Linked DNA regions of Homo sapiens: region 1 is linked to region 2. A link is a loop called in an ENCODE intact Hi-C map of the cell type or tissue named here. Cell type or tissue: endothelial cell of umbilical vein. All regions are shown on one strand. Links, peaks and the distances in the headings refer to the core of each region. The heading gives the core; the rest is flanking DNA.

Evidence for each region. A loop is a pair of places that touch in the nucleus more often than their neighbours do. Peaks named below come from ENCODE experiments on the same cell type or tissue, not always from the same donor. Only the 100,000 strongest peaks of a DNase experiment are listed, where the experiment ranks them.
Region 1: it touches region 2 in a loop (6-fold over the local background); 85 of 110 quality-filtered maps call a loop at or near these places.

What each region holds. Positions count from the first base shown.
Region 1 is chr1:40,770,400-40,777,681 of GRCh38, forward strand. It overlaps NFYC (nuclear transcription factor Y subunit gamma), which reads left to right. Exons shown (of 10, transcript NM_014223.5): 10 at 310-1,204. The coding sequence ends at 429. Among named protein-coding and RNA genes, the nearest start is that of KCNQ4, 9.7 kb to the right of the region's middle. In endothelial cell of umbilical vein, for the core only: a CTCF peak has its summit at 3,967 (motif pointing right); no DNase peak of the experiment used is centred there.
Region 2 is chr1:40,838,172-40,845,453 of GRCh38, forward strand. KCNQ4 (potassium voltage-gated channel subfamily Q member 4) reads left to right here. Exons shown (of 14, transcript NM_004700.4): 14 at 140-2,281. The coding sequence ends at 352. Among named protein-coding and RNA genes, the nearest start is that of CITED4, 21 kb to the right of the region's middle. RefSeq lists an enhancer at 1,506-2,114. In endothelial cell of umbilical vein, for the core only: no CTCF peak of the experiment used is centred there; a DNase peak (open chromatin) is centred at 3,540; H3K27me3 peaks cover 1,707 bases.

The DNA.
Region 1 (7,282 bases), core at 1,499-6,498, 68 kb before region 2:
AACAGCGTGCAGCAAGCTCGAGTCTCTGAGCTAACGGGAGAGGCAGAGCCCAGAGAAGTGAAAGCCACAGGAAATTCAACTCCCTGCACCTCTTCCCTGCCCACCACACACCCCCCCTCACACCGGGCTGGTGCCTCCTGTGTCTGCTGCTCCCAACCCCAGCAGAGCTCCACTTCCCCTCCTCCTTCTGACGCCTTGCAGTGGGTGGTGGTTGAGGTATCTGGGACCCCCAACCAGCTCGAGACCCATAGGGAGCTGCATGCCCCTCTCCCAGGGATGACCTCACTCTCTCCTCTCCACCCCTCGCAGCAGCTCTACCAGATCCAGCAAGTCACCATGCCTGCGGGCCAGGACCTCGCCCAGCCCATGTTCATCCAGTCAGCCAACCAGCCCTCCGACGGGCAGGCCCCCCAGGTGACCGGCGACTGAGGGCCTGAGCTGGCAAGGCCAAGGACACCCAACACAATTTTTGCCATACAGCCCCAGGCAATGGGCACAGCCTTCCTCCCCAGAGGACCCGGCCGACCTCAGCGCCTCCTGCAGGCTAGGACACTGGTGCACTACACCCCATGCCTGGGGGCCGAGATTCTCCAGCAGAAAGATGCAATATTTTTTGTTTCCTTTTTTTCCATTTTTTTCTCTAAGGAATCAATATTTCAATATGTTGAGTGTGTGTCCAATGCTATGAAATTAAAATATTAAATAACATATTTATGGCATTTTCTTGAAGAGTGTGGTTGAAGAAATATTTCTCCTTTTGTTTTTCTTTTTTTTTTGTTTGTTACTGCCACTTCTTTTTAGGAGCAAATCTCCCCAGGGGTGTACGGTATTTCTTGACTCTGGGAACAGCTGCTACCCCCAAGACTTGCCACGTTGTTCTGCCCTCAGATGGAATTAGGTGAATGTGTGTAGCTGCTTTTTCACTCGTGGTCCTCTCCCCATCCCTTGCTCTGACCCCAGAGCTCTGTGTATTTGCATCCAGAGGCCATGGAAACATTCTTTGCATTTAAGAGACAGATTTATTCCCTGTGGAGAGTGGGTGGATTCATTGCCACACTCTTTTCTCCCAGGGACCCAGGAAACTAGGACTTTGTGTGTTTGCTGCCCACCTCCCTTTTATTTTTTAAATGCATTAAAAACTGTGCTAGTCTCCTTTGCATGGACTTCAAGCTGCATGAAATGCAATAAATCTCATTTTAGATAATTTAGAGTCTGGGTTTCTGTGTCTGGGGGCATTCATGGGGCCACTTTGCTTGGAAAGGTTCATTTGCCCTCAGTTTGTGTGTCTGGGAGAGAGGGCCACCCTTGTGAGAAGGAGATGTTCAAAGCTAAGGGAACTTAATGCTGTGTACCTAATTCAAACTGAGGTCCTTAGCCGATCTTTTTTTTTCTGGCTCTGTTGCCCAGGCTGGAGTGCAGTGGTGTGATCACTGCTCACTGCAGCATCAATCTCCTGGGCTCAAGCAATCCTCCCACCCCAGCCTCCTGAATTGCTAGGACTACAGTCAGGTACCACCATGCCCAGCTAATTTTTTTTATTTTTTATTTGTAGAGACACGGTTTCACTGTATTGCCCTGGCTGGTCTTGAACTCCTGGGCTCAAGTGATCCTCCCACGTCAGCCTCCCAAAGTACTGGGATTACAGGCATGAGCCACTGTGCCTGGCCTACCTCGGCTGGTCTTAAAAGTGAGCTTCATCAGAATATATTTGCTGCTCAGAGATGCTTGCCTGCTGGACTCACTAGATTCTGACCCGTGTATCAGACTGAGCTGTGTCCTGCCTGGTTGAGGGTCAAGAAGGGGGCATCTCTCATGGAGAAAGCTGGCTCCGTCAAAGCCTGGGGTAAATCCTTCCAGTCCTGCCTGGCACAGGCTATCATTCAGCTACCTGCTGTGGCCATGCCCATTAACAAAGGCATGGCATCTGCCATAGAGAACAACCCAGGCCCCTTGTCAGCCAAGAGTTCTACAGCCAAGACCTACTTCCTGTTAATTGAAGCAGGGAGAATAGAGAGAGCATTCCACTTCATTGGCCACAGAGGCCAGTGATGAGCCATCTTTCTTACCTCCACCATGCCATCCTTCCAGCTGGAATGAGCTGCTGTTGTGGGAAGAACAGTGAGCTGGGTGCCAGGAAATGTAGGTATTTGCCCTAAACCCATGGGCAAATACCTCCCTTGTCTTTGGGACTGTCTCAGTGGGTGAGGTGGAAATTGGGGAAGGGCTTATATTAGATGATTTCAAGTCTGAACCTGATGCTTTTATGATTATCTTATGAAATATCCACTGTAAACCATGGGGATAAGACATGAGTTAGTTTTCAACAAGTAGTTTCAGATTACTGCCCTCTGATCTTCCTCCCAGGAGATTCCCCAGATTTCTGGGATCTGCTTAAATACTTTGCCTAGATTCAAGTCTGGCCAGCTCTGCTCTTTACTCCAGATTGGGGCATCCTGTTGCCTATATTGTCTTGATGATGGTAGCTTATAAAATACTCAGCATCTACTTCACTATGCCTTACCTCAGTCCATAAGAAAAAATTGCAATGAAAACAACACAATGAAATAATAAAGTAAAACAAATTAGAATTAGGAAAAATACAATTGAGTAGGAAATCAGGATTATAGAAAACAAGAACACAGATATCATGGTTATAAAGACCTACGTATTTGTTAGAATTATTTGACCCTGAGCTTCCTGGCCACCAGAGCAAAAAGAGATGAGACCAGGTAAAGGATTCACATTATAAAAGAAAGACAGATAACTTTTTTTTTTTTTTCAAAAGCAAAGTTTTTTTAGCTTTAAGGTTTTGGATACATGATGCTGTCTATCCAAAATGACATGGAGTGTCACCAGGGTAGGTAAAGCAGGTGACAGTTCACCATGAGAAGTCAGTAAGTTGGCCCCCATAACAGTGAGTCAGGGTCAGCCCCAACCTGCTCGCAACTCCCAAATTCATTCCCTCCTTCTATATCTAGTTACCTTCATTCTAGCTCTGGACTTTATTCTGAAGGGGGTCTTCTGGCCTTTCCAGCTGTCCAGAACTCAGTCTTAGCGAGACATCATATAATAGCAAGTTTTCACTGATAGCCGTGTGCCTAGCCCTGTGTGCAGGGAATGTAAGAGGGAGAAAGTGAACATGCAGAGGGGCCCCAGGCTCAGAGAAAAGGCAGAACCTCCACAATTTAATTTCATGGTGCCCTGTGTCCCACCTTGTTTGCTCTTTGGTTCATTCCTGAAAACCCAAGTGTGATTGGAGTTTCAGGCCAATGAATGGGTCCCCATTTTCCTGTAGACTTCCATTCTTGTTTTAGAGATGTTTTGATCAGTTGTGATTAGCAAGCAGCTTCCCTGCTGAACACTTTCCCTTTAAATTGCCCTGCCAGCAGGGCCCATCCTGGTGTAAACAAACCCTTTGGCGCAGCCCAAGAGAGCCCCTATCTAATACCCAGCACGATCCCCTTACATCCGGAGCACTCTTTAAACATTTTTCCTAGCACTTGCAGCATCCGTCCTCCCTCCCGATGATCTTCACAGTGACCCTGCAGGGGAGACAGGAAGAGGTATCATGATCCCTGTGTTAGCGATGGAGTCATGGGAGGGCTAGTGAAGTGCAGTGACTTGCCCAAGGTCACTCCATGAATTGAGGGTGGAATTGAAACCAAAACACTGATCTCCTGACCCCCTGTGCATACACAGTTGCTCTCTGGCCAAAGGTGACATGTATATGTGTAAGAAAGAAGCAGGCTATTGAAATGTGAACTATCCCCTTTTAGTCAGTCTTCCTGAACTGACTGGCCCAGCCTTGAGTATACATGAAATAAATAAAGCAGTTGGGTCTGGTCTGGGGACAGCTGGTGGTTGGGAACTTGCCACAAGGATGACCTTGGAGATTGGAGACCCCTGGAATCTGGAGCAGACAATCTGGCTGGCTTCCTTGCAGCTCAGGTCTGCGGAGGCCACAAGGGGGCAGCATGCAGCCCTCACCTGTGTCTCTGGGAGGTGCCCTGTCCCACTGTCATCCCAACTGTAGACAATTCTAGGAACTAGTGGGAGTATGACTGTCCCCTTTCTTAACCCACTTCCTGATAAGACCCTCACCCTTTGAAGGGAGGGTCCTCCCTAGGATAACAGTGAGAGCTGGAAACTCTACCCTCTCCAGAGTATTGCCTCAAGGTAGGTGGTTAGATTTTAATAAGGACTTTCTGACAGCCCAAGTTGGTTCAAGGTCCTTCTTATCTCCCCAGCTTTGTTTCTTTTCACTCTCCTCTCCCTCACCACCTCCTGTACTCTATGCTCCTGTCACACCCAATTACTCACTGATCCCTGAACTTAGCTCCATGTTTTCAGAATGTGCTAGCTACAATTCCTGAAATGCCCTTTTACTTCCCTTTTCACTTATTGAGCTCCTATACATCCATCAAGGCCCAATTTAAATGGCCCTTGCCGAGAAACTTCTAATTCCTGAGCCAGAGTCAGCAAAGACCTCTTCAGTGCTCCCATGTGAACTTCTACAACCTCTATTATTAGAGCTCATATACAGTCATTCAGCAGCTATTTCTTTGGCACCTTCTGTGTGTCAGACGTTGTTTTAAACATTGTGAATACAGCTTAAAACAAGTCTGACTTCTCTGCTACCATGGAGCTTATATTGATGATTGGGTTGAGGGCAGGGGTTGGGTTGGGGAGAGAGACAACAAACAAAAGACCAAGTTAGCCTCTAAAGAAACCCTCTATCCTCTGTTAGTGTTTTCTGGTTTGGGCTGTCTTCCTCACAGGGAGTTCTCAAGTCCAGGGTCATCTCTGCACCGCTGGAGTGCAGCACAGAGCCTGGCACCAAGGGGGTAACAGTAACTGATGAGTGAGTGAATGAACACAAAGCCATCCTTGCAGCCACACTGCGCACATTCCCACCTCTGCTCATCTGCTCTCACCATGACATTTTTTTCTTAACAATTTTTGTTTGTTTTTTTTTCAGATGGAATCTCGCTCTGTTGCCAGGCTGGAGTGCAGTGGCGCGATCTCAGCTCACTGCAACCTCCGCCTCCCGGGTTCAAGTGATTCTCCTGCCTCAGCCTCCTGAGTAGCTGGGACTACAGGCGCCCGCCACCACGCCCAGCTAATTTTTGTATTTTTAGTAGAGACGGGGTTTCACCATGTTGGCCAGAATGGTCTCGATCTCTTGACCTCGTGATCCGCCCACCTTGGCCTCCCAAAGTGCTGGTATTACAGGCGTGAGCCACCGTGCCCAGCTCTTATTAACAATTTTTTATTGAGCTCTGATAATATGCCAGGCAGGGGTGTTCAATGGAGATTATTGTTTAAGAAATTTCTGTCTAGGAAAATATGTCTAAGGCCAGGCATGGTGGCTTATGCCAGTAATCCTAGCACTTTGGGAGATGGAGGCAGGAGGATCACTTGAGGTCAGGAGTTTGAGACCAGCCTGGGCAACATGGTGAAACCCCATCTCTATAAAAAATACAAAAATTAATCGGGTGTGGTGGTGCGTGCCTGTAATCCTAGCTACTTGGGAGGCTGAGACAGGAGGATTGCTTGAGCCAGGGAGGATCACTTGGGTGACAGAATGAGACCCTGTCTCAAAAAAAAAAAGAAAAGAAAAGAAAAGAAAAGAAAATACATCTAAAGCTTGGTACTCATGGATTCTCATTTCATCTTCACATCCTCGTTAGGTAGGCATTCTCCCTATTTTATAAGTAAGAAACTGGGTCTCAAACATGTTAAAATATTACCCAAGGGCACCAGCTGGTTGCCTGGAGCCAGATGCTCCTAGAAGCCTCCTGTGTCAGCTGGCCCAGCCCCCATGGGTTTTGTCCCCTCCATTTGTGATTATTTTCCTACAGAGAATGAGAGTCCCCTTCCCACCAACTCTTGAGTAGGGACCTAGCTTTTGTCCCACAGCTCCAGCCATCTATAGGCCTCAGTGAGGTGGCATCTGATCTCCTAAGAGGAGTGGACCCTCCTGTGGAGGCCCAGTGCCCAGTCACATGAGCAACTTGGCCATGGCTTCCTCAAGGCCTCGTGTGCTAGGCTGCTGGTGTCTTCCCCAGCTTGGGTGCTGTTCCACTGCCATGGCTTAGGAAGAGGGGACAGAAGGACAGTAAGGCTGGCACTCAGGAGGGAAGAACCTGAGCTGGGCCAGGCTGGGCTGGCCTCCTGTGTCTGGCTGGTGCTGAGGAGAAGTCTGAAACAGAGCCCGGCCTCCCTCCAATCCCTGAGACTCCAGCCCCTCCTTAGAGTCCTGGCCCTGCGCTGTGCCCATCATCTCTGTGAACTCCCAGCCCCTCCCCCAAGTTCCTGTTCTCTCTTTCTGGGAAGGTCTGTGGAACAGCTTTCTAAGATCTTGTATGTGTCAAATGTCTTAATTTTGCCCTTTCATTTAAGTGACAGTTTGGCAAGGTATGGAATTCTAGGTTCACAATTATTTGCCCTCAGCACTTTGAAGATACGATTCCATTGTCTCTTGGCATCTGTTGTTGCTGATGAGAAGTTTACTGTCAACTCAATTATTGGACCTTTGTAGATAAGCCATCTTTTCTCTCTGGTGGCTTTTAGAATTTCTATTTATTCTTGATATTCTACACTTTGACTACAAGGTGTCTAGATAGAGTTTTGTTTTCTAAGATATCTTACTAGGTAGTCTGTGGGCCTTTTAAATCTAGAAATTCATGGATTATTTTTGGCAAGTTCAGTCACTCTTTCCAGTATCTCTTTTTGAAACCCTTAATGCATATGCTAGATTTTCTCATTCAATCTTCTATGTCTCTTTTCTTTCATCTGCTTAATCTCTTTATTCTGTGCTTCAGTCTGAAGGATTTCCTCAGTTCTAGCTTCTAATTCATTAATTCTCTTCAGATATATTTGATAACCTATTTATTGATTTTTTAAAAAATGTTAGTAACTTTAGTTTTCATTTCTAAAATTTCTAGATAGTTCTGTTCATTTCTGCTACGTTTCTGTTTGATATCTTTCTATTCTTGTTTTATATATGCTACTTCTTCCTTTATCTTTTTGATGATTTTAGCTATATTAAATTTCCTTTCAGATTGCTCCATTAGCTCTAGGTCTTTATGTATAAATTCTCCCATGAGAGGTATGTCTCTTAAGGTATGGTGCTTCTAATCTGTTATGGAATTTATCCTTGAGATTATTTTCAGCACATTTTCCTGATTGTGCCCTGGGATGTGGAGGCCATCCTAAGGGATGATTTCTCAGTTGTATGTGCCTAAGCCATGTGGAAGTGCAGCAGCCTCAAATCAGCTCT
Region 2 (7,282 bases), core at 1,270-6,269:
CTTTCCAGGCGGGATTTGTGCTTCCCAGATAAGCCCCGCCCACTCCACCGGCTAGGGTCCGCCCCGAGACCCAAGCCCCGCCCCCGGCCGCGTCCCCTCCGGTCCCAGGCCCTGCTTCCCAGCTGCGCCCCGTCCCCAGGTGCAGTCCATCGAGCACAAGCTGGACCTGCTGTTGGGCTTCTATTCGCGCTGCCTGCGCTCTGGCACCTCGGCCAGCCTGGGCGCCGTGCAAGTGCCGCTGTTCGACCCCGACATCACCTCCGACTACCACAGCCCTGTGGACCACGAGGACATCTCCGTCTCCGCACAGACGCTCAGCATCTCCCGCTCGGTCAGCACCAACATGGACTGAGGGACTTCTCAGAGGCAGGGCAGCACACGGCCAGCCCCGCGGCCTGGCGCTCCGACTGCCCTCTGAGGCCTCCGGACTCCTCTCGTACTTGAACTCACTCCCTCACGGGGAGAGAGACCACACGCAGTATTGAGCTGCCTGAGTGGGCGTGGTACCTGCTGTGGGTGCCAGCGCCCCTTCCCCACCTCAGGAGCGTGAGATGCCAGGTCGCACAGAGGGCAGCAGCAGCGGCCGTCCCGCGGCCTCTGGGCCCCCCAGTGCCCTGCCCACTCCATCAAGGCCCTATGTGGCCCACCTGGCAGGGGCACAGCCCCGGGAGTGGGAGCGGGCGCTGGGGCCCTGGGCCCTGACCCAGCTTCCAGCTATGCAAGGTGAGGTCTCTGGCCCACCCTTCGGACACAGCAGGGAAGCCCTCCCGCCAAGTCCCCGCCCCACTTGGGGGTGGGCCAAGGTGCCCCCACAGGTACCCACAAAGCACAGGACCCTGCCACAAGGCAGGTGGACACCATATATGCAAACCATGTTAAATATGCAACTTTGGGGACCCCCATGGGGTCTCTCTGTCCCTCCCCCATTGGGAGCTGGGCCCCCAGCAGTAGCTGGTCTCAGGCTGCTTGGCCACCACCCTGTCCCTATTCTTTGGCTTATCACTCCTTCCCCTCCCAGCATGGGGCCTGTTTCTCCCCTGCCCTCTCCTAAGGGCAATGCCTGGGCCTTTCTTCCCATTTGCAAGTGTCAGCTCCCAGGGGCTCCCTCCTCCTGCTGGGTGGCCACTCCCCTCCTTGGCCCTCCAGACACCACTCATAGTCAGCACAGGTTTCTGTATCCTCCCCAAAACTCCCAGACAGTGCTTCGTGGACGATCGCACAAACATAGCCTTTTAGTTTCTCCAGACAGGAAGAAAGCCTCTCACACTTAAACATGCAATGACGTGACACACTTGGAGACATGAGTGCAGAGCCACTCAGCCGCTCCTGGGCCTCTGCAGCAGATGCCAGTGGACTGGCCTTGCAGGGTGACGACCACTAAGAGGAAGACCCCCAACTCCATCTGAGCAGGAGAAGGAGCTTTGAAGTAACCCGAGAGCTCTCCAGGCCCCACCCAGACCTTTACCCGCTCCCCTTCTTCAAGAAGATCTCCTCCTCTCTGGTCCAGGAGCCCTAACCCACTGCCTCTGCCTGTCCCCAAGGGCCCGCCTCCGTGTCTCCACAGCACAACTCGGGCCCAGGCCTGACACCACTGGAGAGACCCCAGGCCCACTTCTAGCCAGGCCTGTGCCTTCCTAGTCACTCTAACTCCCAGAGAGAATAAGAATGCATGTAATAGCTATACCAACCGCGCATCCGGCTTTCACATGCACTGTCTCCCCTCCCTCCACACCCCACTTCTTCACTTCAATTGGCAGCGCCACATCCAGGCGTCAGCCCCCATTCACTCCAGGAACACTTTCTTATCCCCACCCCTTTGCTCCTCTTCTGCAAAGCCAATGCAGGTGGCAGGAAGGTGAGGGGTAGTGGACCAATGGCAACCCTCTGTGGGAACAAGGGGCCGAGGCCACGCTGCCTGCATCTCGTGCTGGGGACCTGCATGCGCCAGCACCAGGGCTTGGACTGGATCTTACTCAGTCCATGGTGCCCAGCCTCTGCCCCAACATGCCCTCTGCATGTGACCGTCATGCCCTGGATGGAGCCACTCCTGGCTCACCCCACCTGCACTGCACTGTCCCCAGAGAGCCACCCCTCCACCCACTCAGAGACAGCTGTGGAGAGGGCCAGGAGAATGGGATTACCCTATGACCAAGGAGACATGGGAAGAAGCCCTCCTTCCTTCCACGATCGAGGTTCCGCCATCAACTCGGTTCTCGGATATGCAAGTACCTCACTTTGTTAACTTATTAACTTATTGGTTTCATTAAAGTTTTCAAGAGGAGGTGATTGTTCTTGGTTTTGTTCAGTGGCTGTGAGGTGAGGCTCCTGGTTTGGGGGTGGGGACAAGGAGATTTGGATTGGTCGGGACTCTTTGTTGTATACAACAAAAACCCAACCCTGTATGGTTTAAACAGACAAACAAAAAGAAACTTATTGGCACAGAGAACTGAGAAGTCCAGGGGATAGATTTGGTTTCATGCACAGTGAGATCTAGATGCTTAAACGTGTCAGGACTCTTGTTTCCTGTAAGCCTTCCTTTCTGGCAGGCTGACCTCTCATGGTGACCAGTAAAATTGGCCACCACTTTCCTAATAGTTTGCATCAGTCAAGATCAAGTCAGGAAGGCAGAAACAACACTAAGTTTTTCAGCAAAAGAATTTATTATAGGTAATGGGTTACACTGATGCAGGAGGGCTGAAAGAACAAAAGAGAATTTTCTCTAGGTGATTCTGAGATAGCCTAGAGAAAATAACTGCAGAAAGCAGTTACCACTCCCAGAGCTGCAAGAGTATAGGAAACAGGTTGGGGTTATCAGAACCCACAAGCTTGCGGAGAGGGAGCCCGGTAGTGTTGGGGCTCAGAGATCTGAAAAGGAGGTACTCCCTGGCTGGTGCTAGTACCTCTTAGGGGACACAATGAGGCTTGTCTGGGAGTATGGGAAAAAAGCCGAAGTCTGGGATCAACTGTTGCAACCTGGCTGTTGCTGATAAGGATAGGAAGCAAAGGAAGAGAGAAGTCTCCACTTTTCTTGCCTTCCAGTCTTCCCCTAGTACCCCTTATTGTCAAAGCTAGCGAACAAAGGAGTGATGTGGTTTGCAGAGTCCCAGCCCCAGTATCACAGAGTTAGAAGGCTGCACTTGGAACTGAAAGACAATAACATGGGCACGGGCCACCCCTTTGGACACACAGTTTCCACAAACATCAATCCATACATACTTGAACCGCCATATAACGACAGTAGCTTCCACCTAGTAAGATGAAACTGTCCTTTATACAAATGAAGACACTCTAGTCCCCTCCCCCTAAATGGGAAAAACACAACGTCCCACGGTTCAACAGATGCATCCATCTCCAGGGGTTAGTCACTGAATCCATATTTGGGTTAAGTATTCCTCTAATTCAGGCACAATTCCACCTACAACTAAACACTAAAGTAAAGTTGATCATCACATACAATGTTTATATAAAATATGGGAGAAAGGAGGAGGGAGGAAAAAATAATATGTACAGTGCACACACACACATGCACACACATCCCAAGCAAGGAAGGAAGTACGCATAGCCGCAATCGACCTCTTTCTGGTATCTCTGGTCACAGTGCCATGGTTGGTATGAATAATTTCCTTATTCCATTGCCCTTCCATGTTTCCTTTGCCCTCAGCCAACACCTCAGCTTTTTAGGGACCTTTTTTTTTTTTTTTTTTTGAGACAGAGTCTCGCTTGGTTGCCAGGCTGGAATGTAGCGGTGCGATCTCAGCTCACTGCAACTTCCACCTCCTGGGTTCAAGCGATTCTCCTGCCTTAGCCTCCCAAGTAGCTGGGACTACAGGCATGTGCCACCACACCCAGCTAATTTTTGTATTTTTAGTAGAGATGGGGTTTCACCATGTTGGCCAGGATGGTCTTGATCTCCTGATCTCGTGATCCACCTGCCTTGTCCTCCCAAAGTGCTGGGATTACAGGCGTGAGCCACCGTGCCTGGCCAGGGATCTTTATATGGTGGAGTGACCCAGATAATCATTCCTGAAGGGTCTGAATCCTCAGCGGTCCTGCATGGGTGGGTGTCACAGCTTTTCATTGACTTTTGCTATCATACATGGAAGTACTTATTATAGAAAGGCCTTAGAGAATCCCTTGGGTTCCAGACTTAGTCCTCCTTGCCCTGTTGTGTGGCAGCAACCAATTTCCGCTCGGTAATGAAGATCAGTCATGCAGCCAGTGTATTAACTCTTTATTTTTCCTGCTGGTTGAGTGGCATGAGGAGCCCACAATGGCCTGGTTAAAGTTTAAACCTCCAACGTAATGAAAACTATGTTGCCTCCCTTCCCTTGAAAACTAAGACCTCCAAACTAGCAGAGCTCAATGCTACAGGGACCAGAGGCAGAAGTTTTGTGAGTGGGTGGAGTAGGCTGAATAATAGCCATTCAAATATAGCAAGTTCTAATTTCTGGGACCTGCAAATGTTACATTATAAGGAAAAGGGGCCTTTGCAGATGTGATTAAATTACGGATCATGATATGGGGAGATTATCCGAGACTGTCTGATGGGCCTAAATCCAGTGACAAATGTCTTTTTAAGAGAGTGGCAGAGGGAGATCAAGTCACACAGAAGAGGAGAAGGTGATATGAACATAAAAACAGGGACTGGGGTGATGCTGCCACAAGCCAAGGAATGCCAGCAGCCACAAGAAACTGGAAAAGTCCAGGAATGGATTCTTGCCTAGAGCTCTGAAGGGAGCACAGCCCTGCACACACCTTGATTTGGGCTCAGTGAAACTGATGTTGAACTTCTGGCCTCCAGAACTGTGAGAGAATAAATTTCTGTTGTTTTAAGCAACCAATTTTACAGTAATTTGTTATGGTAACCACAGGAAACTAATACGGCGGATTATTTGGTGTCATAGTGAGAGAAGCCACTCTCACCAGCTCCCTTGGATTCCTGGAACCTTATATCCTGGCTATGTCAATGAGGATAAACATACCTGCTTCATGATGGAAAGGGTCCAGTGGGATCGACCTGGCACCAAGTGGCTAGGTGGACCCTTGCAGAGGGATGATATACTAAGTACTTAGCATTTGTCTTGGCTGGAGGCAGGTTGGACATACAGTGTGGCATTAGTCAGATCAGCCTTGACGAGTTACGTTCATGTTGTTGAACCTGTAAATAGTCTCCATTCTGGCCACCATGACCACATTGTACATAAACATATGGAGAATGCGCTGGAGAGACTAGGGAGAGAGGCTGGCTGACATCCATCCAATGTGCCATCTTGTCCATCGAATTATCAAGAGCTGCCTCTGCCATGGATGACTTTGGGTGAGATTTTACTTGGAATACAAATATCTTCATATTCTGTGTCATTTCTGAAAGTCCATCTACTAGTCTCTCCCAGTTTTTCTTATGGCCAGTCCTCCAGTTCTGTGCTTTCTGAACCCCTGACCATCCAGCCAAACCATTAGCCACTGCCCATAAATCAGTGTAGATCCATACTTCTTGTCATCTCTCAATCAGACAAAATGGACAACCAAATGTACTGAAGGACAGGTAGGATGGAGCCAGGCCTGGGAACTGGGGTGGTGGCAGTGGTGGTGATGTTCCAGGAAAAGGCACAGTATGTGATAGGGTCCAGAGGCACCAGTGAGTGTGGTAGATGAAAGGAACAGAAAGAAATCCCGTGGCTGGTCCCAGACAGCAACGGAGAGAGGGGTGCAAGATGGGACTTTAGAATTAGGGGTCAAAGTTTACAGGATTTCATTAATCATTCCAAAGAGATAGGACTTAGCCATGATAGCAGTGGGGAGACAATAAAAGATTTTTCTCAGGCAGCACACTGGGGTAGATTTGCATTTTAGAATTTTTTTTTTTTCCTGGGATGGAAGATGTATTTGAGGGAGTAAGTGTGGGTGTGGGGAGAGCAGGTAGGAGACTGCTGCAGTCACCCGAGCAGGAGGTGCTGGTAACCCGAACAAGTCCCATGACATTTCACTAATTGAGTTAAATGTCTATTGAGCACCCGCTATATGCCAGACCCTGCCTCAGCACAATATACAGGATGAACAGACACGGGAGAACAAGTTACAGCCCTGAGGTCATCCAGCCCCTGGGGGAGACAGATGCACAATTAACCAATGCACAGCTACTGTTTATCTTCTAAATTTGCCTGGCTCAGCAAGGAGAGTTTGCAGGTGGCTCTGGGAGTCCCCAAACTGTCATCAAATACGGCCTTGACAGCAGATACAATTTTAGCTTGGTGTGTCATTTATCTATTGCTTTGTAACAACTTATTTTAAAACTTAATGGTTTAGGACAGATGTGGTGGCTCATGCCTGTAATCCCAGCACTTTGGGAGGCCGAGGTGGGTGGATCACTTGAGGCCAGGAGTTCAAGACCAGCCTGGCCAACATGATGAGACCCCCATCTCCTAAAAATTACAAAAATTAGCCTGGTATGGTGGCGTGCGCCTGTAGTCCCAGTCACTCAGGAGGCTGAGGCAGAGAATTGCTTGTACCCGGGAGGTGGAGGTTGCAGTGAGCCAAGATCATGCCACTGCACTCCAGCCTGGGCAACAGAGCAAGATTCTGTCTCCAAAACAAACAAACAAACAAACAAAAAACCACCAACAAAAAACCTTAATGGCTTAAAATAACAACTATTTTATTTTATTTACTCTTGATTCTGTGGGTCAGCAATTTGGGGTGAACTCAGCTGAACAGCTCTGCTGGTCTCACCTGGGGTCACTAATGTGCTTGCAATCATCTGGCATCAACAGGGTCTAGATGGCCCAAGAGGGCCTTCCCCACGTGTCTGCAATCTGGTGTGAGTTGGTCTGCAGGCAAGACGGCTCATCTCTGTTCTATGGAGCTTCTCATCCTCCAGTAGATTAGACTGTACTTCTTCATATGGCAAGAGGGCAAAAGCAGAAGCCATCAGGCCTCTGGAGGCCCAGGCTCAGAAGCTGTACCAAGGGGCTCAGCTCACTTTGATGGGTGCTCTGAATACGTTGCGATGTTTACACTCTTGTAGATCTAAAAAAACCCATGCAGTTATTTCTCTATTTAGATAATTTATTTCATGTACTTTTGTTTTTTTGAGAGTGCAGAGTGCAGTGGCCACTGCACTGGGCCATATTTCACGTACTTTTGACAGCTCCAATTGTTAAAACAGTTTCGTTTTCCCTCTGAGAAGCTGAGAGGCACATCTTCCCCTACCACCCACCTCTGTGTATAGCAGGACCGTGATAGCTGCTACCACGGTGTGTTGGTCTGTGTGGGATGGCATAGC